Linked DNA regions of Homo sapiens: regions 2, 3, 4, 5 and 6 are each linked to region 1. A link is a loop called in an ENCODE intact Hi-C map of the cell type or tissue named here. Cell type or tissue: HCT116. All regions are shown on one strand.

Region 1 (4,000 bases):
TAGTTACTGATCACCTCAATTACCACTGCTGTCATTCAGCAAACTTTCAAGTGCCTGGTATATGCCAAGTACTGGGCCACAATTCCAAGACTCTCTATACTGGACCTTGCTGCTTATCTGAGCTTTTCCCCACTCTTTCGTCTGGAGGTTCTGGGCCCTTCCCAACCTCCCCAGCAGCATAGGCTTTATTATGGCCCCTTCCACATTCCCCAGGGGCCCAGACCAAACCTCTCTTCCTTCTTGAGACCATCTTCCATTAACCCCTGTGTTCTTCCTGTATCTCAACCAGGCACCATTTTGAGAGATGTCAGTTTAGCTCTTGATGAATTGGAAATTTTCCACATGTGGGGTTTTCCCCTCCATCAGTTTACATTTCCTCAGGAACTTATGCAGCGTGCTTATAACACCTGCCTGGAACACAGTAAACTTCTAGTCAATAAATGTGACCTGTTATTTCAAGGGATAGATGATATATTCACCCCTAGTACCCAGCCTGCAACAGGTAGCCAGAGAACTAGTGGGCCTGATTCAGTTGCAAAGTAACAAGACTAAAGACAGCACAAGTGTGGAAATATGGCTATTTTCTTTATAAAACTTGAGTCACTCTAACAACTTGAATTTAAGATAATTTACTTCAAATAAATACAGAATGCAGACTATGACTTAATCATAATAAATCATTCTCTATGTTTAAAATGTCCCACAAAATGTTGATTGTTTTCTTTTTTTGTTTTTTTGAGTTGGAGTCTCAGTCTGTCTCCCAGGCTAGAGTGCAGTGGCGTGATCTTGGCTCACTGCAAGCTCTCCCTCCTGGGTTCACACCATTCTCCTGCCTCAGCCTCCAGAGTAGCTGGGACTACAGGTGCCCGCCACCACACCCGGCTAATTTTTTGTATTTTTAGTAGAGACGGGGTTTCACTGTGTTACCAGGATGGTCTTGATCTCCTGACCTCATGATCTGCCTGCCTAGGCCTCCCAAAGTGCTGGGATTACAGGTGTGAGCCACCACACCCAGCTGATTGTTTTCTTTTTTACGTATTTTTTTTGTTTGAGTCAGGATCTTGCTCTGTTGCTCAGGCTGGAATGCAGCAGTGCAATCATGGCTCACTGCAGCCTCCATCTCCTAGGCTCAAGCAATCCTCCCACCTCAGCCTCCAACATAGCTGGAATTATAGGCTTGTGTCACCATGTCCACCAATTAGAAAAATTTTTTGTAGGGAGACGGTCTCACTATGTTGCCCAGGCTGGTCTCAAACTCCTGGGCTCAAGCCATCCTCAGGGTGAGTCTATAAAGTGAAAGCAAATTTATTAACAAAAAAAAGGAATAAAAGAATGGCTACTCCATAGACAGAGGAGTTCTCAGGGTTGCCAATTGCCCATTTTTATGGTCATTTTTTGATGATGTGCTAAACGAGGGGTGGATTAGTCATGTCTCGCCTTTCTAGACCATGTAGGGTAACTTCCTGACATTGCCATGGCATTTGTAAACTGTCATGGCGTTGGTGGGAGTGTAACAGTGAGGACGACCAGAGGTCACTCTCATCGCCATCTTGGTTTTTGTGGGCTTCTTTACTGCAACCTGTTTTATCAGCAAGGTGTCTATGACCTGTGTCTTGTGCCAACCTTCTATCTTATCCTGTGACTTAGAATGCCTAGCCATCTGGGAACATAGCCCAGTAGGTTTCAGCCTCATTTTACCCAGGTCCTATTCACAATGGAGTTGTTCTGGTTCAAACGCTTCTGACAAGACCAAAGCAAAATCCAGGTGATTCACACTGGTGGTATGTATGCATATATGTGTGTATTTCTAAGTACAGTGTGTAGAAGTAACACACTGGTGGTTTTAGAAGAAATATAAAGATGTTCTATTCCTTGTTTCTGGAGAGTTGCTCATTTTGAAGAGGAATTGAAGTGCAAACCAGGGTCCTGGGGCCTTTTGTCACAAAAACCTCTGAAGTTCCAATGGAGGGTGGTGTTCCCTGGGAGGGAGGGTGCAGAGCATTGTCCTCCCAGCCCCATTGAGGACACCTTTAGGACAGTGCCTCTGCCTGGAAGATGAGCAGCTTTAGGCAGTCACCATCGTCGTCTAGAAACCACATTTGAAAACTGGTGGGAGGACAAGGCCCAGCTCCATCCTGCCGCGATAAACTCCCAGCAGCAAGATCCCAAGCAGGATAGATGGTGATGGGAGCAAAACGTCCTGTTCTCTCATCTTTCCAAAACAAGCCTTGCCATTTTCAGGAGCGTGTAAAGGAAATAAAACACCTACCCGCCCTAAGCAGGCAACATAAGCTGTGTACCTTCAAGTTTCTCCAAAGCACAAGCGCCTCTGAACATACAGTGTTTTTATCCCTGAACTATTCCAACTCCAGTCCGGAGTGGTTTTACGCAGTCGACACTAGAGGGCAGGCCATTAAAACGTTCCCGTTCAAACGAGTTGCTCTGCAAATGCAAGAGCTGACACAGCACCTGAAGGTCCGCTCCGTATCTGAAAAGTAGCTTTCCCCCACGGAGAATGCAAGCGTGCGTTCGGTATGGGGCAAGAGCGTGGGAAGCCTGCTACTGCTTTCCTTTCGGGGCATATTTACAGTGAAAGCCCGTGAACTCGCCTGCTCTTCCCTTAGATTTACTTTACTTGGGAATTCCTAGAAGTGGAAAAATAAATCACAATGGCCAGTGCGGGTCCCCAGAGGTTTAGCCCCGGCTAATGGATAACAGGAAGGGACTAAATCAGCCTCCTCTCACCAGCGGCAAGTTTACAAGAGAACCACTCAGCATGAAAACGCCAAAGCAAGCTGTACTTAATCCCTCAAGAAGTCCTAAAAACTGTAATTTTATTAAGTTAGAGACAGGGTCTTCCTCTGCCAACCAGGATGGAGTGCAGTGGTGCGATCATACTTCACTCCTGGGCTCAAGCTGTCCTCCTGCCCCAGCCTCCAGAGTCGCTGGGAGTACAGGTGCATGACGCCAGGTCCAGCTAATTAAAAAAAATTTTTTTTTTCATTTTTTTAAGACACGGGGTCTTGCTATGTTGCCCAGGCTAATCTTGAATTCCTGTCCTCAAGCAATCATCCTGTTTTGGCCTCCCAAAGTGCTGGGATTACAGGTGTGAGCCAGCCACCTTGTCTGGCCTAAAACTGTAATTTTATAAACTCTTTGTGGCAAACCCCTCCAAACAAAAAGGCTCGGGTGAGTGTAAGGATGGCTTTGCTCCAAGTTCAGAGTTTGGCTTCTCCGCCGTGCTCCCTGCCCCCACCCACCCCCCCACCCCCATCTGACTGCCTTGTCTGTTATCATGTGTAGATTTTCTATGGATTTTATTGTGTCATCATGATAAAGCCAATGTTAATGTATTTTTCAGGCAAATGCTGCATTTTCCTCCTCAAAGACTAGGCTTCTCACTCTGGAATTGGGCAGCACCTAGAAGCAGCCCCATGGCCTCACTGGAGAGAGCTCTGGCCATGAAACCCTGCTGGCCAGCGTTTATAGAGGGCTTCCCAGTTCTTCATTGGAGGTCTAAACAGGATTTCCCTAGAGAAGGAGGGCTTCGTGGAATAAATGACAAAGGGAGTTGGGGTGGCCTGCCAGGTCACTGGGCTCCAGCTCCTCATTGTTCAGCCCACAGGCTTCCCAGGGCGCCTGTCCAAGCCAGCCGGAAACAGACGAAACTGCAAAATCACTCCATTCCTGCCCACACAAACACGGGGAAATGAATGATCACTTTGCACAAGAAACCTCCAAGAGACACTTTGAGGATCCCCTTGAGGAAAGGACAACTGGGACCTGTGGCAGGAAGAAGGCTGAAAGAAAAGTCCAGGTTTATTACTCCCTGGGAGAAGGAAGAGGAAGAACAAAGGAAATGCACTTCTTTAAGTACTTCATGATGCAAAATATTTTTAAATTCCTGAGTTCACATTTAAAAACTGTATATTTTTAAATTATAGGAGCAATGATGTTAGTGGTAACCAGCCCAACAACAGAAATAAAGAGAAATTTAATA
Region 2 (4,000 bases), 400 kb after region 1:
AATATATATACATACAAAAATTACCTGGGACTGGTGATGCAGGCCTGTAGCCCCAGCTACCTGGGAGGCTGAGGTGGGAGGATCACTTGAGCCCTGGAGGTTGAGGCTGCAGTGAGCCAAGATTGCACCACTGCACTCCAGCCTGGGTGACTGACAGAGCAAGATCCTTTCTCAATAAAAACGTTAAAAAAAAATTACCACCAAAATATTAACAGTACTTATCTTGGATCAGGGAGATGGAAGGAAATTGCAGGTAAGTTTCATTTAATCCTATACTTTTATAAATTGTTTGGATCTTTAGTGAGCAAATATCCTTTATAGAGTCAGCCCAAAACAATAATTTTATTTTATTATTACACATAGTTTCATTATTTTAAAATAATGAAATCAAAATAATACAGCTGATTTCATTATTTTAAAAAATGACATTAGAGTCAGGCAATAAATAAGATAAATTAGAGATAAACTTAAATGCTGTAAACGTGATTATAAAACATGGTACAAGGCTGGGTGTGGTGGCTCATGCCTGTAATCCCAGCACTTTGGGAGGCGAAGGTGAGTAGATCACCTGAGGTCAGGAGTTCGAGACCAGCCTGACCAACATGGAGAAACCCTGTCTCCACTAAAAAATATATAAAAGTTAGCCAGGCGTGGTGGCACATGCCAGTAATCCCAGCTACTTGGGAGGCTGAGGCAGGAGAATTGCTTGAACCCAGGAGGTGGAGGTTGCAGTGAGCCAAAATTGCACCATTGCACTCCAGACTGGGCAACAAGAGTGAAACCTTGCCTCAAACATTTTAAAAAAAAATTAAAAAAAAACCCATGGTACAAATAGTCAAAAGTTCCTATTCAGTGAGAAAAGAGATGATGTTTTTAAAAGTATTTAAAATAATTGGGCATTTAAAAAAGACTGAGAAGTATAAAAGTTGAATTTTTTTAAATAAGAGGAGCTAAATAAAAATCTTACATGTCATGTCACGGTTGACACTGGCAGTTGAAGAACACAGATTAAAGAATGATTTTGGAGACTTAAAACATCCACTATACAAGTCAAATACAAAATTTGCATATTTTAGAAATACAAAAGCAAAGAAAGTAGTTTAAAGCAAAACACTGAAAAAGAAGTAGCAATCAAGCATTTAAAAGACTAAAAATGCAGGGTGGGGTTGCTCATACCTGTAATCCCATCACGTTGGGAGGCTGAGGCGAGAGGATCGCTTGAGGTCAAGACCAGCCCTGGGCAACATAACAAAACTGTCTCTATTTTATTTTAAAAAAAATTAAAAGTGAAAAAATTAATAAATAAAAATTAAAAACTAAAAAGATGACTATAATCAAAGATATATGTTATAACAATAAAGATAAATTAATCTTGTACAGTAAATAAGGATGATCTGAAAAGTTAAAAATGACCAAACTCTGGCCTCCAATTGAAAATAATAGACAGAGGATAAATTTGTCTCCCTTCCTTCCCAAAATCATAAGGAAGTAACAGTGAAGAGGAATAAGGACTTCTGATGTGAAATAGCTGTGCAAATCAGCATCTTTTACTTTCTCCTTTTAGAACTGTTAGATATAAGTTCTAAATATCTTTTCAAAGAATCAATGTCAGTATGTTCAATTCTTTACCTTCTACTTTTAAACTTAACTTCCTCCTAAAGCAACGTTTTTCTATTACCTGCTCCGCCCTGACTCATTCTGATTACCTACTCCACCCTGACTCATTCCAATAACCTGCTCTGTCATAACCTTTTTTCCCGCCAACCACTCACCCCCTCACTCTCTTTAAATTAGCTAATCGGAATTAGTTTATCCTGTGCGGTCTAACCCTAGCCCATAAGGGAAAGACACAGCAGAAGGCGCCACGTGTGTCAGGGATAAGCACCCCTTCCCCTCCCTTGTGCAAGTGTGCACTCACCATTGCTCCATCTGTAAGGGCTCACCCTTCTATAGAAGTGCCTTGCCTTGCTAAGAATTAAAAAGGAAAATTTTATATTCGAGTGCTATTTATTTTGCGGCACCGAAACTTTATATATAACAGCACCTGGACGAAAACAACAAGAATATCTGGTAGGGGAGACCCTATGACCTTTCTCAATGAAACACAGAAAAAGTATAATATGGACGCCAAAACATAGGTAAGTAGTGCGAAAGCACCTGACATTGTACAGACAGAATAGAGACAGCCCACTGGTGGCAAATCTCAGAGAGCACCAGCAAAATACACGTGCACCCTAAAATGTATATCCTTCTTTGCTATAAGCAGTGCAAAAATGGAAGTGAGCAGGACTGATACAGGCAGCGGGGCATACAAAACTTAGATGGTACCAAGGAGGCCTGGCAACCAAAAATGTGAGAAATACCAGAAAAGTACACTCAAACTGCAATTCACTAATTTTTTTTTTTTTTTTTTTTTGAGACAGAGTTTCACTCTTGTTCCCCACGCTGGAGTGCAATGGCTCACCGCAACCTCCACCTCCCAGGTTCAAGTGATTCTCCTGCCTCAGCCTCCCAAGTAGCTGGGATTACAGGTATGTGCCACCACGCCTGGCTAATTTTGTATTTTTAGTAGAGACAGGGTTTCTCCGTGTTGGTCAGCCTGGTCTTGAACTCCCGACCTCAGGTGATTTGCCCCCTTCAGCCACCCAAAGTGCTGGGATTACAGGCATGAGCCACCACTCCTGGCCTCACTAAATACCTTTTTTAAAATGGCACATCAAAGATAATATCAGAAATAAAATAAGCCACGCACAGTGGCTCACACTTGTAATCCCAGCGCTTCAGGAGGCTGAGGCAGAAAGGTCACTTGAGTCCAAGAGTTCAAGACCAGCTTGGGCAACATAGACCCTGTCTCTGTGAAAAATAATAATAGAAATAAAACGAAAAAGCAGCAAAACTGACCAGCAGATAGAAAATACTCCCCCAGAAAATATGAAAAATTTATAGTTAAAAAGAATAAAATGGTTATTTTCATCAGGCTATGCAACTGAAATCCAACTGACAAGCGAAAAACAAAACAAAACAAGAAAGAGTAGGAGGCGTATTGGACAGATGGTAAAATCTGAATAAGGCCTATAAAATGCTTGAGTGTATTAATGCTAATTTCCTGATTTTGATCATTATACTATGGTTATGCAAAAAAAATGTTCTTGAAAGCTGGGCGCGGTGGCTCACGCCTGTAATCCCAGGACTTTGGGAGGCCGAGGGGGGTGGATCACGAGGTCAGGTGATCAAGACCATCCTGGCCAACATGGTGAAACCCTGTCTCGACTAAAAATACAAAAATTAGCTGGGTGTGATGGCACACGCCTGTAGTCCCAGCTTCTCAGGAGGCCAAGGCAGGAGAATCGCTTGAACCCGAGAGGCAGAGATTGCAGTGAACCGAGATCGTGCCACTGCACTCCAGCCTGGCGACAGAGAGAGACTCGGTCTTAAGATTAAAAAATAAAAAATGTTCTTGGTTTTAGGAAACAAAGATTTTAGGAAATACACACTGAAATATTTGCGGCTAAAGGAGTATCATGTCAGCTTATTCTCAAATGGTTCGGAAAAAAATTTAGGTAGAAAGAATAGGCTGAATGTCGTGGCTTATGCCTGTAATCTCAGCACGTTGGGAGACCAAGGTTGGAGTCGCTTGAGGACAGAAGTTTGAGAACAGCCTGAGCAACATAATGAGATCCCATCTCTATAAAAAGTTTTAAAAAAGAATAAAGTAAAGGTAGTAAAATGCTAACATTTAATGAATCTGGGTGAAGGATAGTCTTGGAAATAATGGTATTCTTGCCAGGCACAGTGGCTCACACCTGTAATCCCAGCACTTCGGGAGGCTGAGGCAGGTGGATCACCTGAGGTCAGGAGTTCAAGACCAGCCTGACCAACATGGAGAAACCCCATCATTACTAAAAATACAAAAATTAGCCAGGCGTGGTGGTGGGTGCCTGTAATTCCAGCTACTCGAGAGGCTGAGGCAGGAGAATCACTTGAACCCAGGAGGTGGAGG
Region 3 (4,000 bases), 160 kb after region 1:
CTGAAACATAATAATGATAATAACAACAACAATAATAGGAAAGGGAGGAGGAGAAAAAGCTAATAATTGTTGAGTGCTTATAATACACCAGACAATTCTGTAAGAGCCCTATGGGCAGTAGTTATTTATGCCTAGTGTTCCATTACTGGAACGCTAAGCATGTGGGAGTTTTTTATACCCTTCTGCTCAAGGTGGTTGCCAAGGTCTGATTGCAAAAATTCAAAAAATTGCAACCTCAGACATAAATGGATTAACTCTCAATCCTTACAATGAGCTTGTGAAGCAGGTATTATTTCCCGCTTATAAGGAAATGAAGGTGATGTGAGTTGCCCAGTCACACTGATAGTTCCGAGCAGAATTTGGAGCCACTTTGGTTCCAAAGCCCATGAAACTGACCAAGATTTTACCCAGTTAATCAAGGTAAGACTTATTTTCATGTTCAACTCAAGATTACCCATGCAAGATTGACGTTACTTCACCAAAGAGAAAAAACAAAAGTCTGTTATGTTTTGCCCTTTACATATTTCCAGGGCCAGAGGGCCAAACCCCTTCCTTCCTGTGAACCTCTGGTGCAATGAAATGTCAAGCCAGATCTGGTCCACTCTAAAATACGACTCACTTGCTATTACTATCTTTAAATGGCTTCATCCGACCTACTCCCTGAAACCAATTTCCTCTTGAATACATTTAATTGCTTCTTTATGAATGAACCCTATTAGTAGCATTTATTCATTCCTTCTGAAAACCACGTTTAAAAGCAAGAAAATAGTATGTCAGAGTAGTATGTTTATTTCATCAAATACACATCTTCTCTTGGAAAAAAAAAAATCACTTTGCTTATTAGATCTTTCTGTGCCAGGTAAGTTTTAAGAGAAAATTTATACTACCACATATTTTTAAGTTGAGTACTATGTTTATGAGAAATAAAGCAATGAGTGGAAACACTTCATAACTAAGTATCTCTAAAGGATTTTCCATAAACCAATTATTCACTCATTCCTCACTTGTTACTATATTTATCAACATCAACATGTTGTTCAAGGACCATCCACATGAGAATCACCTGGGGCTGGCTGTTGACAACACAGGTGAGATCTAATGAATGCTGGTTTCCCAGTGAAGAAATCTGCATCACTCACGAACAGCCCAGGTACATGCTGGTTTCCCAGTGAAGAAATCTGCATCACTCACGAACAGCCCAGGTACATCTTATGTATTCTAAAGGTTGAAGACCACTGAGTCCCCTTTATGTGCTAATAGGACAAACAGATACACAAAGGGCTTATCATAACCTCCCATAATTGATCTTAAATTGATCTCTCTGCTTCTAACCTTGACCCCATCCCTACATACCTGCTTATTCCGTAAACAACAAAAGGATTTTTAAGGCATAAGTCAGATCATGTAACTTCTCTGCTCAAAATTCCCCCAGAGTTTCTCATCTCCCTCAGTGGCAACAAGCCTAGAATAATCTCCCTGCTCTGCCTTTCTGACTCATTTCCTACCACTCTCCTCTCCCCTCCTGCTTGGCTCCAGCCACCAGACCGCCTCCTCCTCACCCCTGGCCCACCTGGTGCAGCAGAACCTTCACCCCTACAGGCTCCCTCTGCCGGGACCGCTTTCCTGCAGCTAGCCCCACAGCCTGTTCCTTCCCTTCCTTGGGGTTCCTGCTCCACAATCACTAGTGTGGGAGGCCTTCCCTGGCCACTTTATCAAGAACCTGCCCATCCCTTTTCCTGCCTGATTCGATCCTCTTTAGCGTTTATCACTATCTAATGATCTAATGTACTTGCTGTTTTACTTATTTTTTCTTGTTGGTTATCTGTTACCCTCCACTAAAATGTAAGCTTCATGAGAGCAGGTTTTTTTTTTTTTTTTTTTTTTGGTCTGCTTTGTTCTTAAATGTATCCCATTTGGCACGTAATAGACATCAAAAAATATTTACTGGCTAAAAGGATGAATGAATATCATCAATGCTCCAAAAAAGGGTACTTGATTAATGAAGCATTGTAAGAGAGAGCAACCAGCTTGGGGTAGGGGGCAGAGCGCCTAGCTCTCCTCGTGGCAGGTAACACTAGTGGGGTTTTCAAGGAAGGACAGAAAACATCTCCTAAGAAAAGGAAGGACATTCTACACATCAGCTGGCCTGTAATTAAAAGTGTCAGTGTCATGAAAGATGAAGGAAGAATGAAGAATGCTTCTAGAATGAAGGAGACTGGAAAGATATGACAGCTGGGTATGAGTGATCCTGAACCGGATCCTTTTGCTATAAAGGACGTTACTGGGATAACTGGAGAAAACTGAAGGGATTTTATCAGTGAAGGTTTATAGGAGTTCTTATTTTAGTATTTTTGCCATTTTCCTGTAAGTGTGAAGTTGTTTCAAAAGGAAAAAAAAAACACAAAAGGAACCAGAATAACACGAGTAAATGCAATGCATCAAATGATCTGTGAATAAAATGCCCACTGAATAAAACAGGGAAAAACAACAACTATTTCTTCCAAATGTTCCTATTTCCCTTACTCCCCCATTCCTCCATGAAAAACTTTGGGCCTGTATCATCTTGGCTTAGAGTCAGCCAAATACGGTCATTCTTCTTTAAGTATAAATGCAAATAAACCCCCTGGATTTCAGTGGGAACACAGCATGCAGCAGAACATTTGTGTGTATAAACTCTGTAGTAAATGACATCTCTCTTCTCCCTACAGAGTAGAAGCTTGATCTCCATGAATTGCTGTAACTCAAAACATACTTTTTACACAAAAATAATGATGGGGTTGAAAATAGAAAAAGTAAATCTTTGGACTGGACTGCTGTTGTGAGCCAAAGAGAATGATTAAATATAAAACAAGAGGGAAAAAAACAACAGCACTAGGTTATAAAAGAACAGATTGACATAGATTTTTTGAAACTGGAAGTTACAGGCAACATGCCTAGAATTTAGATAACAGTATTAAGGACTGAACACTCATCCAAACATCTACAGCTCCCCTGACAGGTCAAATTCCATTACAACAAACACCAGTGCAATAATAATCTGAGTAATCCAAAGCATTCCTGGTTAACGACCTCCTTAACTCAAGCAGTATGCAATATCTAACACCATTCCCCATTTTAAACACAAAAGTACAAACGTAAATACAGCAAGTGATTGTTCACTGTACAAAAGGACTCATCAGAAGTCTCCATAATAAGGTATAAGGGTTTTTTTCAACATCTAGACTAGTGTTTGTGGGGCCATTTTTTAAATACAGAAAAAAAAATTAACTTACATGCAACTTTTGAAGGACATGTCTAGATACAGTGGACCCAAAATGTTAACAGCAACTGAAAGCAAGCACAAGTTTAACATGACAACAGGAGCATCTATAGATTGACTCATGTACCTCCCAAGTCCCCTACTTTCCTCTGTAATGTGGGGTACACCACACTGCCTGGTATTGGTTTAATTTGAATTTTCTTCCAAATTATTAAAGTTGACAAATTCTCATTTTTTAAATATGAAGTTCCAGCCTCTCCTGGAAAATGGTTAGATCTGGCAACACAGGTACAGATTCCTGGGTCAACCAACAGCTAATGGAAACCAGCTCCCTGATAGGCATGGCAGAAGCATTGCTGACCCCTTTACCACACTCCCCATCACTCCCTATTGCATTCCCAGCACCCTTAATGGCTTATTTTCTGCCTGGTCCTTCTAAGCATAGGAATCTGCAACACCAGCTTTTAAAACAACTAAAACAAACAAACAAAAATTACTACTCAACTTGCTGATATATCAAAACTGAGCTGTATCATACATTGTCCTATGATACATTGTACATTGCAGAGAGAAGGCATGCTAAGTTAATATTATGGATAAATTACTTTAAGATTTCTCTAAATGACATTCTCACAAGCATCCCTGGCAAAAGGCAACATCTATAATCTTTAACTGAAAACACTTTGCTTTGGAAATGGGAATGCTTTGAATGTACCTTAGCTTATCAAAGCATAAATTTAC
Region 4 (4,000 bases), 940 kb after region 1:
CTTTAAAAGTTAATGGTTAATGATTAAAACACTTATGTTCTTGACTCTCCCTAAACTGAATTGTGGATGCAAAGTTCAAGAGAGAGAAACCAGTCAATACTGGAGCTGAAACAGACTGAAAACAAAATATGTTACCTAATGCTGAGCCTGTAACAGCAATGCAACTCTGAAACTAGATATGGCCTCATAGCTTCCTGGAATCTGAAAATAGTTACCTCAAAACTCATACTCAAAATAATGCCATAAAAAATACACAAAGTTCCAACTTTGTTTCTCAAAGAGCAAGATTTTTCATTCTCATTTTTAGGGAAAGAAACCATGTGTTAAATGAGAAAACAGAATCCAGCTACTCAACAAAGAGTGGGTGTGATCAGAAGGTGTGGTGCCGAATATCCTGCTTCAAGTCCCCAGCGTGTTTCATAAATTAGTAGCTTACCTTGGCAGAGAAAACAGATTCATTTTTCCCAGTAATTTGCCTTTTCGAGATGGAAATCTCCTTTTGAGCAGCACATTTTTCTATAGCCCTGAAAAGACCAATTTATATTTAAATGCATAATACACTCAGAATTTAAAAGGGGAAGGTAGTCATCACAAAAGTCAACTGCAAATTTCACATTGGCTTTAATTTCCCTATAGAACACCAGTTTATCAAATCTGAAGACTTACTTCATCAGTTCTTGATCTTAGAGGGTCTTTCAGCTTTGAGGAGTATCAGGGGCAAAGTGCTAATTTAGACAATAAACAAGCGCATTGTCTTTCTCTTGCTAAGACTGCAAAGGGTAACAGTATGTCAAATTGCTTTTCTTCTGACTGGGCTGAAAAACTCAGTCTGGTATCCCTAGTTATTTTTTACTTAACAGAAGCTCGGCATTAATGTGTGGCTTGGTTAATAGCAATGAGAAAAATAGTTACTACTTTAAAATGTTGTCTAGTAGAAGAGTTACCTCAAAACCTGAATCCTAAGAGGGGGCTATCAAAATGAAAGAGAAATTGATGATGACTCATTAATGAAACATAAGTCATTGAAATGTGGTCTATGATGGTCAGCCTCTTCCTGTGGTTGGTGAATCATTTCACCAGCAATTCTCAATCACATTTGGCCACTGCTCCTCTCAGGCAGCCCCTTGGCTATAGCTCCACTCCATCACTTGCCAGATTCTAGTAACTTCCTTGTCATCGACCTTCAGGCCTAGGGGCAATAATAGCTTCCCACTGTAGCGAAACCCTGGATACTTCAACATCCCTTATTGGAGTGATTAACCCTGCCTGTACCTCTGGAAAGAAAATTATCTCCCATTAAGCCCTAACTTGATTAAACAGGGGTTCCCTGCTAAGACCCTGACTGATACAGGTCCTACCTTCAGGTTTTCCACCAGACAAATCAATAAGCAGTGACTACTCAGCATGAGTACTACTGTGATGGAAATTCTAGTTCTCAGCCTAATCAGTAAGACGTTAACCAACATAAGGAACTGAGAAAATGTAACATGAAGAATGTAGCAACCACTGAATGCTTAGGGTTGAATGAACAAAACCATTCTTTCAACCTACAATTATAAATTTAGAACCTATAGGTAGAGGAATTGTGTGCGGGAATTAGAACACTTAAAATAGGAGAATGGGATCATTCTGTGGGATTAAACACTAATAAATGCAAATAAAGTATAAAAAGATAGACTTGAAGTCACATTGAAGATATAAGCAATCTCCCCCAATAATTCCCTTAGTATATGAAACTGTAAGCAAGATAATAATTTACATACTGATCAGATCATTTTATGTCCATTTTTCTCATTCCTAAAGCAGTTCCCAGGGCCTGCATGACAAAAGTGGGAGGATGAGCTTTACTCAAGTTGCTCAGCCAGTCCAGCATTTCTGGGTTTGATGTCTCCATCAAGCACAAAATTCTCAACTGTGGCCTTATTTTCTCAGTTCTGCTGGAAAAGAGAAGCAATCAAGGCAGTTGGAAAAATGTCCCAAGATAGGAGTGGTTATTTCTGTTTCTCTTCCTAGCGTCAGCATGAACTCACTGATAGCTAAATGCTGCCACCTTCCTGCCCTCATAAGTACTGCAGAGGAAACCAATCCTGAAAGGCCCAAACTGGATGGAATTAGAGACCATTATTCTAAGTGAAGTAACTCAGGAATGGAAAACCAAACACTGTATGTTCTCACTCATAAGTGGGAACGCAAATGAGGACGCAAAAGCATAACAATGGTACAGTGAACTTTGGGGACTCAGGGGAAAGGGTGGGAGAAGGGTGGTACAGTGTACACCGCTCAAGTGATGGGTGCTCCAAGATCTCAGAACTCACCACTAAAGAACTTATTCGTGTAACCAAACACCACCTGTTTCCCACAAATCTATTGAAATTAAAAAAAGGAAAAAGAAAAAGAAAGAGAAAAATTATTTTTTAAAAATCGAGTATGGAGAACCTCAAAAAAAAAAAAAAAAAAAAGGAAAGAAAAGAAAAGAAACACTGGTGGATCTCTATTCTTGTTAGCTTCTCTGCCAGCGGCTGGAGTTAGATGAATAGACCTGTGAAAGAACAAACACATAAACAGAAAATTAAATGATAACATGATACACGAAAAGAGACTTATACCAGGTTACAAAGAGACAGCAGACACATTGAGATCAGAGGAGATATTCTGGAGGAGTGAAGATAAAACTAAACCCTAAAAAATGAGCAGGAATTTGCCAAGACAAAGGGGAAGGATGAGAGAATATTCAAGGAGGAGGAGTAGCAAGACAGAAAGCAAGAAAGAAAATAAAACCCTGCATGGTGTGCGCAGCATTTTAATGTTGTCTGAGAATGTTGGGTAGTGCAGGGAGCAATGGGAACCCATCTCGAGGGGCCCTTGATGCCTATTAATAATCTTGGAGGCAAAGTAAAGCCCCTGAATATTTATTAAGCAGAAGTGGCATGGTCAGATTTGCCTTTTGGATATTACAGTCTGGGGACAGTGGGAAAGCTATATCTGAAGGGAGTAAGACAAGAGGCAAGGTATGTGAAATTTCTTGAAGTTCTCTTTGTAATTATCCTGAAGAAAGACAAGAAGATAGCAAAATTTCTCTTTAAGTATTGGTGATTTTCTAAAGAAAAATGAAAAATTAAGTCACAAAGACCATGTTTTTGGTGAGTACTGAGTAAACATTTTGAAACTCAGTAAATCTCACCAGAAGAATATCGTAATTCCCAAAGTAGAACTAAGCTTAGAACCGAGCTTGTCTCCAATGAATGATAATGGAGGTAAATCCATGGTAATTAGACCCTGAATCCTCTGCCTTGATTTTAAGAGAGAAACAAGCCAATGAAAGATAAGTATCCTTCTTCTTAAAGAAAACGGAGGAATAAGAAAGAGTTCCTGCTCTGATGGAAAGAAGGAGGGCAGAGATAAAACCTACGCCTAGGTGTTTGGCATTACCTCCATCCTTTTCAGGTGGTGGTCTATTCCCCTCTCTCCTACATGAACAAGAATCTGCTGGGGCTCAAGCAGAGCTGGTCACAATGAACAGAGCATCTCCTCTACATTCTACACATCCTGTCCATGCTGGGACCGTGAGGTATCCTGCTCTAAGGCTTGAAGTGAGAGAATGTGGATGTATTAGTTCATTCTCACACTGCTATAAAGAACTGCCCAAGGATGGGTAATTTATAAAGGAAAGAGATTCAACTGACTCACAGTTCAGCACGGCTTTGGAAACTTACAATCATGGCAGAAGGCAAAGTGGAAACAAGGCACCTTCTTCACAAGGCAGCAGGAAGGAGAAGAGCAAAGAAGGAAGAGCCCTTTATGAAACCATCAGATCTCATGAGAACTCACTCACTATCACGAGAACAGCATGGGGAAACTGTCCCCATGATTCAGTTACCTCCACCTGGTCTGTCCCTTGACATATAGGGATTATGGGGATTATGGGAATTATAATTCAAGATGAGATTTGGGTGGGGACACAAAGCCTAACCATATCAGTGGAGAATGAGTGTGATGCTGC
Region 5 (4,000 bases), 190 kb after region 1:
AAAATTTTAAATGAACAGTAAATTAGGAGGATGGAAATGATGGGGAGACAGATAACATCTAGTTTGAACAGATGAAACTCTACAATTAAAGTGGTCCAAAAACAGATCCATGCTTAGAAAGGTAGGCACGATACAATGGAGAATGCTTCACTGACTAGGAAGTTAGAGGAGATGATTCCTACGTACTTTCTGATGATTTTGTAATTCTTTCCTTCAACATACTTTTTTTTTTTTTTTTTTTTTTTTTTGAGACAGGGTCTTGTTCTGTCACCCTGGAGTGCAGTTGCAGCCTCAACCTCCCAGGCTCAAGTGATCCTCCCACCTCAGCCTCCCAAGTGGCTGGGACTACAGGCACGCATCACCACACCCAGCTAATTTTTAATTTTTAATTTTTTTTTGTAGAGATAGGGTCTCACTATGTTACCCAGGCTGGTCTCAAACTCTTGGGCACAAGCCATCCTCCAGCCTCAGCCTCCTAAAGTGTTGGGATTACAGGTGTAAGCCCCCAAGCCTGGCCCAAACGTTTATCAAAACATCTACTGTGTTTCAGACAATGCGCAAGACACTGGGCTTATGAAAGTGAGACAGCCCCCACACTTGAAGCCCTTATAATCCAGTGGAGTATGATTTATTTGGAAGTTAGAAATTTTAAGACAGTCATCAGTATTACACACAGAAACAAACATGTGATTCAAGAATGCTGTCTACAATACTCCAATTTTCATTTATGAATTTTCAATAGGCTACAATTATTCCACCATATTCTTGAAGAACATTTTCATCCTAACTTTTTTGTGCTTGTGGGTGGTGTTAATTGTGGCATATGCAAAAACTTTATCACTTTTCGATTATGAACAGATGTAAATGACTTACTTGATGTTTTATTTTAGAATAACAAGCATCTTCTAAAATAAGTCTCCACCCAAAAAGCTGGGGCTATCATTACGGAAGAGACTTAACACTCTGAAACTGAACCTTGACATGCTCTTCAACACCTCAAAAGTTACTCCACATCTCTGTACTCCAATTTCTTCATCTGTCACAAAGATATAATATTCTTGGAAGACTCTTTGGGGTGCTTACAAGAAAAACATCATTAGTGAAAAGTTCTGTTAAAAATGCAGATTGCTTTCACCTTTTGCCAGGGACTACCTATTACTGTGGACATTAAAACAAAGTGACCCATCTAAATGAGTGCAACATTTTGGCAAGTTTATGGTGGTTGAAACATGATTTGGTTTTCCAACTTCTCCCCACTTGGCTTCATTTCAATCTGCGGAGTATATCAAGTGAGAATGCTTCTGCGCCTTCATACTGCCCCACAGAGGGAGTGGCCACACTAAGCAAGCCTATATTCAATTACTTTCCCCACTTTATACCTTTCTTACACTTTTCCCATATGACACTTTCATAACCATATTTAGCTTTCTTCCTACCATCTCCCTGTAATTCAAAACGCAATTTAGATTCCCATATGGTTGCCATCGAAGCTAACAGATGTCTAGCAAATTAAAACAAAAATTATGACTTATAAACTGCTGATGTATCATCATTCCAGAACATCTTGCAATTTATAGTGAATCATAAGATAAAGCTTCCTACTTGATGCCCCCCCTCCCCCACCGCCCCAAGGTTTCCTGAGTCTCCCTCCTCTCTGAATTAAGCCCTGTGGAAGCAAATTAGAGGCAAGATCCTGCCATCAACCCTGGATAAACTTGCACTTAAAGACACAAGGTAATATCTGAAAGCATATCAAAAGAGAAAGTTGGCCTCAAGTAACTGAGGCTTTTCTAATCCTTTGTAGCAAAGAAAACAGAAAAATGACTTGGTTCTCCCAAATCATTCCACCGTTTCCATTGAGTTCTTTCCTAACAAGTCACTATAAAATCTATTGAATCCATTTGCCTCATCTTCTTGGCAGATCTTAAGGGTATTATCATTACCTAGTAGTAATGATGCCAAAGTACTAGACTAAGGCATTCTAGAAGTTCTATAGCCCTGTATGGAACCAGTATAAAATCTGGAGACAACAACAGTAATGATATTCACTATTTGTTAAATATTGAGATATTATGCCGAATAAAACATTATCTCACTGAATCTTTAAAACTACAACACCATTAATGTTATCTTTCCTTTATAAACAAGAAATTAAGGCTCAGTGCCTTAATACAGTAGACTATATTTTTCAAAGATGGCCACAACCTACATGACTTTCTGCAATGTGACCTTGACACTTCTCCATCAAAAGGTGGCTTCTAATTCTTCACCCTTTGAAATTCAGCAGTCTGCATGAGTGCTCTAACCAATGGAATAGATAAAAGTGGCACTGCCAGTTCTAAGTGGAACCTTAACTGGCTGGAAGCTTCTTTAAGACTTAGAGACAGGAAGAAGCCACGTGTAGGTAGGTGCTCCAGTGACAACTCTGGCTAAGCTCCCAGCAAGCATCAGCTTCCAGTCATATGAGTATACCATCTCAGGCATCCTGCCCAGAGGGCCTTCCGGTAAGTCCAACTCCAACTACATCTCACCACAACTGTATGAGACCCCAAGTGAGAACTGTCCAGATGAGCCTGGCCAAATCACAGAACTGTGAACTATAATAATAAACAACTGTGTTTTAAACAACTAAGCTTGGAGGTTATGTAGCAATAAATAACCAGAATATTGAGATCAATTTACTTGCCTGGGAACAGTTAAGTATCCAGAATCCAAAACAGTTAAAAGCCAGAATCCAAAAGGGCAAAACATCTATTAATGATGAGTGATGGGATGTGGTGTTCGGTACCCCAAAGAAATGACTTTAAAACAAAATCCTCTTTCTTCTCCCTCCCCCAAACCCAAAGCAGTCTCAGGGTTTTCTGAGAAATGTCCCAGTACGGTGACACCCTCAATAAAATCAATTCCCTTCTGTCTTGAATTGTTCCAATATATAACAGAGGAAACAAGTTTTCCCCCACCAGCCTGTGATAACTAATGAGAAAGGAATCTGTACAAGATGTTGACTTTGTTACTCAGAATGTCATTACAACTGTTATATAAAAGGATTCAGATTTTATACATGAAGCTGTAATTCTAATAATAAAAATATATTTAATGACTCACAGGACTACATTTGAGATTCACAGTGGGGAGAGAGAAGCACGGACACTATACCAGGAACTGAACAAGCCAAGAAGAAATTAGTGAAAGGTTTTTTGTTTTGCTTTGTTTTGTTTTTTTTGAGACGGAGTCTTGCTCTGTTGCCAGGCTGGAGTACAGTGGTGTGATCTTGCCTCACTGCAATCTCCACCTCCCGGGTTCAAGTGATTCCCCTGCCTCAGCCTCCCGAGTAGCTGGGACTACAGGCACCCGCCAACACACCTGGCTAGTTTTTTGTATTTCAGTAGGGACAGAGTTTCACCATGTTGGCCAGGATGGTCTTGATTTCCTGAACTTGTGATCCGTCCACCTCAGCCTCCCAAAGTGCTGGGATCGCAGGCGTGAGCCACCGCGCCCAGCCTTGGTTTTTTTTTGTTTTTGTTTTTTGTTTTTTGTTTGTTTGTTTTTTATGAAAGGATCTTTGAGGAAGAAATGAAAGTAATAAAACTAGTCTTCAGACAAGTCTCCCTAACAGAAAATGTCTATAATTTATCACGTGTCCTGGTATATACTACTTCTGTTATAAATTAGTGGCCAAACTCTTCTATTTTTCTTCTCCAGCATATTGGAACTCAAGAAACTCATTCTGTGTAAGAACTAGAAAGAACGTTATAACTCATCCACCTCCTTCAATTTAACAGCTGAGAAACTGAGGCCCAGGCAGTTAACTGATGAAGAGCCAAACTGCTGATCAGGAAAAGAACCAAGCTCTCAGTGCTGGTGCCACCATATGTTCAATTTTATTTTACCAGAACTATACCTTTGAATGTCACCAGTGTATGTCAAATGTAGTCTAGCAGTTCAGTGTGAAAATGAAAATTAGGAAACCATGCTGTTGGCAATCTCTTCTTCATAATTG
Region 6 (4,000 bases), 590 kb after region 1:
CTTAAGGGAATGTTGTCGGTTGTGTGATCTATCCAGACCATTCAAACTTCCTCCATAACAGCAGTAAGACTGTTTTACTTTCTTGCATTTGTGGGTTCAGTGAAGTAGCGCTTTCAATTTCCTTCAAGAACTTTCCCTCTGCATTCACAATGTGGCTAACTCTTTGGAACAAGAGACCTAGCTTTTGGCCTATCTAGGCTATTGACATGCCTTTCTCATTAAGTTTAATCATTTCTAGCTTTTGATTCAAAGTGAGAGACATGTGACTCTTCCTTTCAGTTAAACACTTAGAGGCCATTCTAGGGCTATTAAGTGGCCTAATTTCAGTATTGTGTTTCAGGGAATAGGGAGGCCTGAGGAGAGGGAGAGAGAAGTGGGGCAGGCTGATGGAGCCTTCAGAACACACACAAACATTTGTTTGCCGTCTTTACATGGGCACAGTTTGTGGTGCTCCAAAACAATTAAAATTTTAACATCAAAGACCATTGATCACAGATCACTATAACTGGTGTGATAATAATGAACATGTTTGAAAGATTGTGAAAATTACCAAATTGTGACACAGAGACATGAAGTGAACATGCACTGTTGGAAAAATGACATTGTTAGACTTGCTCAGAGCAGGGTTGCCACAAATCTTCAATTTATTTTTAAAAAAAAAAGCATCTGGTCAGATGTGGTGGCTCATACCTGTAATTCCAGCACCTTGGGAGGCTGAAGCAGGCGGATCATTTGAGGTCAGGAGTTCTAGACCAGCCTGGCCAAAATGGTGAAACCACGCTTCTACTAAAAATACAAAAATTAGCCGGCCATGGTGCATGCAACTGTAGTCCCCAGCTACTCAGGAGCCTGAGGTGGGAGGATCACTTGAACCTGGAAGGTGGAGGTTGCAGTGAGCCGAGATCGTGCCACTGCACTCCAGCCTGGACAACAGAGCAAGAGTCCATCTCAAAAAAAAAAAAAAAAGAGAAAAGAAAGAAGGAAGCAGTATCTGTGAAGCATAATATAGTGAAATGCAATAAAACAAGGCATGCCTGCATATTACAGTCATTCTGTGAGAGACTATAGATCAGGTACAAATTTTTTAAAAAGTACCTAAGAGTGTCTGCGATAGTATAGTCACTCAGATAATGTGTATTTGTTGAGTGAGGTATGTTGGGAAACTGAAACTTTAATCAGTGTAAAAATTATTGAGAGATATGTTACATGTTGTTTTAGTCTTTGAAATCCAAAGGGCTTTTGCACTGATAGCCTCAGTTCTGATTGGTCACTTTTCAAGTACTTTCTAGCTATACATGGCCAATGCTGCTGTTCTGGACGGCAGAGTTCAAGAGTCTTTCATCCTTTTTACTTTCTGTGACACCACACTGACATTCTTGACGTTTTCTTTTTGGTTTCTCCAAGGAAATACAGACCAATTCTGTATATGTATTAAGCATGTCATTTTGAAAGTTTATGAATTTAGAAATTAAAAGTCAAATGTTTGTTTTTCTTTTCTTCCTTTTTTCAAATGACCTTAGGATTTTATAACAGTTTAGAAGCTCCAGATTTGAAATCTGCAGTAAGTGTATTTTGGCAATACCTAAGATAGTGGAAAGCAGCACGATAGCTATTCATCTGGAAAGTTATGCAGGAATATAAACGTGTAGGGGAGGTTAGACCATTCCTGGAAAGAGGAGAGTTTAGTTGAGTCAGCCTCAAAGGGCGGGCAAATTTGCCATTCATAACAAAGTTGCAGATCAGAACAACCTCGCAGAGGAACCCTGAAAAGCTGATGTATTAGCCATCTGGTGGTCAGGTTGGGCATTGCAGTCATTCACTTAGCTGATACCCTTATTAGGTTTTGTTTAACTTGGAATTTAAATTAGTTCTCCATTTTTGTCTAAAAAAGCCTATTCCTAGTTTTAACATTTTTGGCATTTTTGAGGGGTATGGCAGGTCTGGTCACTGTAATTTATTGTTGTATTGCTCATGATGATCCTGAAAAAAACTTACATTAGTGAACTTGGACAAAGAAGCTAAAAAGTACTTGGAGAGAGAAATGGAGTTTGCTTTTTTGCTTTGAATTAAAAAATAATGGTCTCCTTAGTTGTTTGTTTTTTGTTTTGTTTTTTGTTTTTTTTGTTTGCTTGTTTGTTTGTTTGTTTTTGAGACGGAGTCTTGCTCTGTCGCCCAGGCTGGAGTGCATGGCACAATCTCGGCTCACTGCAAGCTCAGCCTCCCGGGTTCATGCCATTCTCCTGCCTCAGCCTCCCGGTAGCTGGGACTACAGGCCCCCGCCACCACGCCCAGCTAATTTTTTGTATTTTTAGTAGAGACAGGGTTTCACCATGTTGGCCAGGATGGTCTCGATCTCCTGACCTCGTGATCCACCAACCTCGGCCTCTCAAAGTGCTGAGATTACAGGTGTGAGCCACTGCGCCCGGCCTTGTTTTTATTTTTGAGAGAGTCTTGCTCAATCGCCCAGGCTGGAGTGCAGTGGCGCAATTGATCTCAGCTCACTTCAACTTCTGTCTTCTGGGTTCCAGTGATTCCCTGCTTCAGCCTCTTGAGTAGCTAGGATTTCAGGTGCACGCCACCACACCTGGCTAATTTTTGTATTTTTAGTAGAGACAGGTTCCGCCATGTTGGCCAGGCTGGTCTCAAACTCCTGACCTGCCTCAGGTGATCCACCTGCCTCGGCTTCCCAAAGTGCTGGGATTATAGGCATGAGCCACCGCACCCAGCTTATTTTTTAAAAAGTAGGTTAATGTGCATAGATTTTGTTCTTCTTTGAAGATGAGAAAAACACAACAGCTTATGAAACATTATGAAAATCATGTAGTTTCTATGGGCTGTGCACCTGTGTGCAAACACATGCTTACCCCCCAAAGCGGTGGGAAATTTCTGGCATAATCTGAAACATCTGTCATTCTCCTTTGAGCTTCTCTACCCGGATGAGTAGTGGAACTCTTGGTTCTGTGATTGCAATTCTAATCATGAGGTAATAGAAATCAAGGCACTTTTCTTTTATTCTTTATTTGCCACTTTTCTTTTTATAGAAGTGATACTCATCTCTGAAATACAGCCTACAAATACCTCTGTTTTCCTAGAGAACACATAAGCGTAATTGAAATGTGCCTAGGACAATACGTGCACCATATTAGATGGCTGCCAGTATAATACCTGTTTGTTGAACTTTAAGAAAGGGAATCAGGGTAATTAATTTAACAATCACTGATGGGAATTTGAGTTATGTACTCTTTCTAGTTAGCTGTTCAACAGTACACTGTTGGTTTTGCTACCTTTTGAGATTTTTTTCTTTGATTTCAGAAAATAAAGCAGTTGGAGTGATGAAGTCGGGCCATGTATTTACAATTGAGCCAATGATTTGTGAAGGTGAGAAAAAAGGATGCCATGATATTTTTCAATTGAATTTATATGTATTTTAGGTAATTCATCATGTCAGTGGTCTTTTCTACCTGCTTGCTTTTTGCTTCCTACTCACTCCCTGTCCCACCTCAAACTTGATTCAGTATCGTGAAGAACTGAAAATTGTGAGGGTTGGCAAGAACGGCATGGGTTCTGCGTGGTAGTCTTCTGTCAGGAGATGCTGAAATGCTTGAATTCTGGTCCCTTTTCATAAAGATCATGTCAAAGGGTGCATTGTAATAATGAGGTGCCCAGGTCAAGTCTGTGCGGACGTTCTTGCTTGATGTAGGAGAGGGAAGAGGAGGGAACAGAGCAGAGCATTGACGAGCCACCCAGTTCGAGGCAGACATGATTATATGATTTAATTCTTCACAATTTATAAGGTAGGTGTTACCCCATTATAGAAACTAGGAAACTGGTCCTTGAAGAGGGTGGGTAGCTTGCCTGTAACTTAGCTTGTTACTTGGCAGAATTTGTCAGACTCAGCTCATGAGCTGTTCTGACCCTTCATGGTCTGTACTCATGTCATCACGTGGCATCATATAGCTATTGTGGGGAAAGCACACCAAGGACACTTGGAAAGCACACT

The links. A loop is a pair of places that touch in the nucleus more often than their neighbours do. Peaks named below come from ENCODE experiments on the same cell type or tissue, not always from the same donor. Only the 100,000 strongest peaks of a DNase experiment are listed, where the experiment ranks them.
Region 2: a loop joins it to region 1, with 2.3 times the contacts of the local background. A loop is called at or near these places in 11 of 110 quality-filtered maps.
Region 3: a loop joins it to region 1, with 2.3 times the contacts of the local background. A loop is called at or near these places in 14 of 110 quality-filtered maps.
Region 4: a loop joins it to region 1, with 6 times the contacts of the local background. A loop is called at or near these places in 28 of 110 quality-filtered maps.
Region 5: it touches region 1 in a loop (4-fold over the local background); 44 of 110 quality-filtered maps call a loop at or near these places.
Region 6: it touches region 1 in a loop (9-fold over the local background); 49 of 110 quality-filtered maps call a loop at or near these places.

Annotation. Positions count from the first base shown.
Region 1 is chr4:98,465,312-98,469,311 of GRCh38, forward strand. No RefSeq gene overlaps it. Among named protein-coding and RNA genes, the nearest start is that of TSPAN5, 190 kb to the right of the region's middle. In HCT116, a CTCF peak has its summit at 2,382 (motif pointing right); a DNase peak (open chromatin) is centred at 2,420; H3K4me3 peaks cover 601 bases.
Region 2 is chr4:98,862,966-98,866,965 of GRCh38, forward strand. No RefSeq gene overlaps it. Among named protein-coding and RNA genes, the nearest start is that of EIF4E, 64 kb to the right of the region's middle. In HCT116, no CTCF peak of the experiment used is centred here; a DNase peak (open chromatin) is centred at 1,746; H3K4me3 peaks cover 418 bases.
Region 3 is chr4:98,625,025-98,629,024 of GRCh38, forward strand. All of the region lies in intron 1 of TSPAN5 (tetraspanin 5), which reads right to left. Among named protein-coding and RNA genes, the nearest start is that of TSPAN5, 32 kb to the right of the region's middle. In HCT116, a CTCF peak has its summit at 1,627 (motif pointing left); DNase peaks (open chromatin) are centred at 1,107, 1,477 and 3,017; H3K4me3 peaks cover 3,425 bases; H3K27ac peaks cover 3,754 bases.
Region 4 is chr4:99,403,655-99,407,654 of GRCh38, forward strand. LOC102723576 (a long non-coding RNA gene) reads right to left here and starts at 1,726. Exons shown (of 5, transcript XR_939020.3): 1 at 667-1,726; 2 at 437-524. RefSeq lists enhancers at 1-4,000, 1-231, 1-143, 1,117-1,306, cis regulatory regions at 9-20, 65-78 and a silencer at 1,858-2,152. In HCT116, a CTCF peak has its summit at 2,056; DNase peaks (open chromatin) are centred at 1,057, 1,791 and 2,027.
Region 5 is chr4:98,651,643-98,655,642 of GRCh38, forward strand. All of the region lies in intron 1 of TSPAN5 (tetraspanin 5), which reads right to left. Among named protein-coding and RNA genes, the nearest start is that of TSPAN5, 5.0 kb to the right of the region's middle. RefSeq lists an enhancer at 1,627-2,826. In HCT116, no CTCF peak of the experiment used is centred here; DNase peaks (open chromatin) are centred at 2,448 and 3,013; H3K4me3 peaks cover 1,660 bases; H3K27ac peaks cover 2,719 bases.
Region 6 is chr4:99,054,441-99,058,440 of GRCh38, forward strand. It overlaps METAP1 (methionyl aminopeptidase 1), which reads left to right. Exons shown (of 11, transcript NM_015143.3): 10 at 3,313-3,378. Among named protein-coding and RNA genes, the nearest start is that of ADH5, 32 kb to the right of the region's middle. RefSeq lists an enhancer at 315-384. In HCT116, a CTCF peak has its summit at 1,794 (motif pointing left); a DNase peak (open chromatin) is centred at 1,761; H3K27ac peaks cover 337 bases.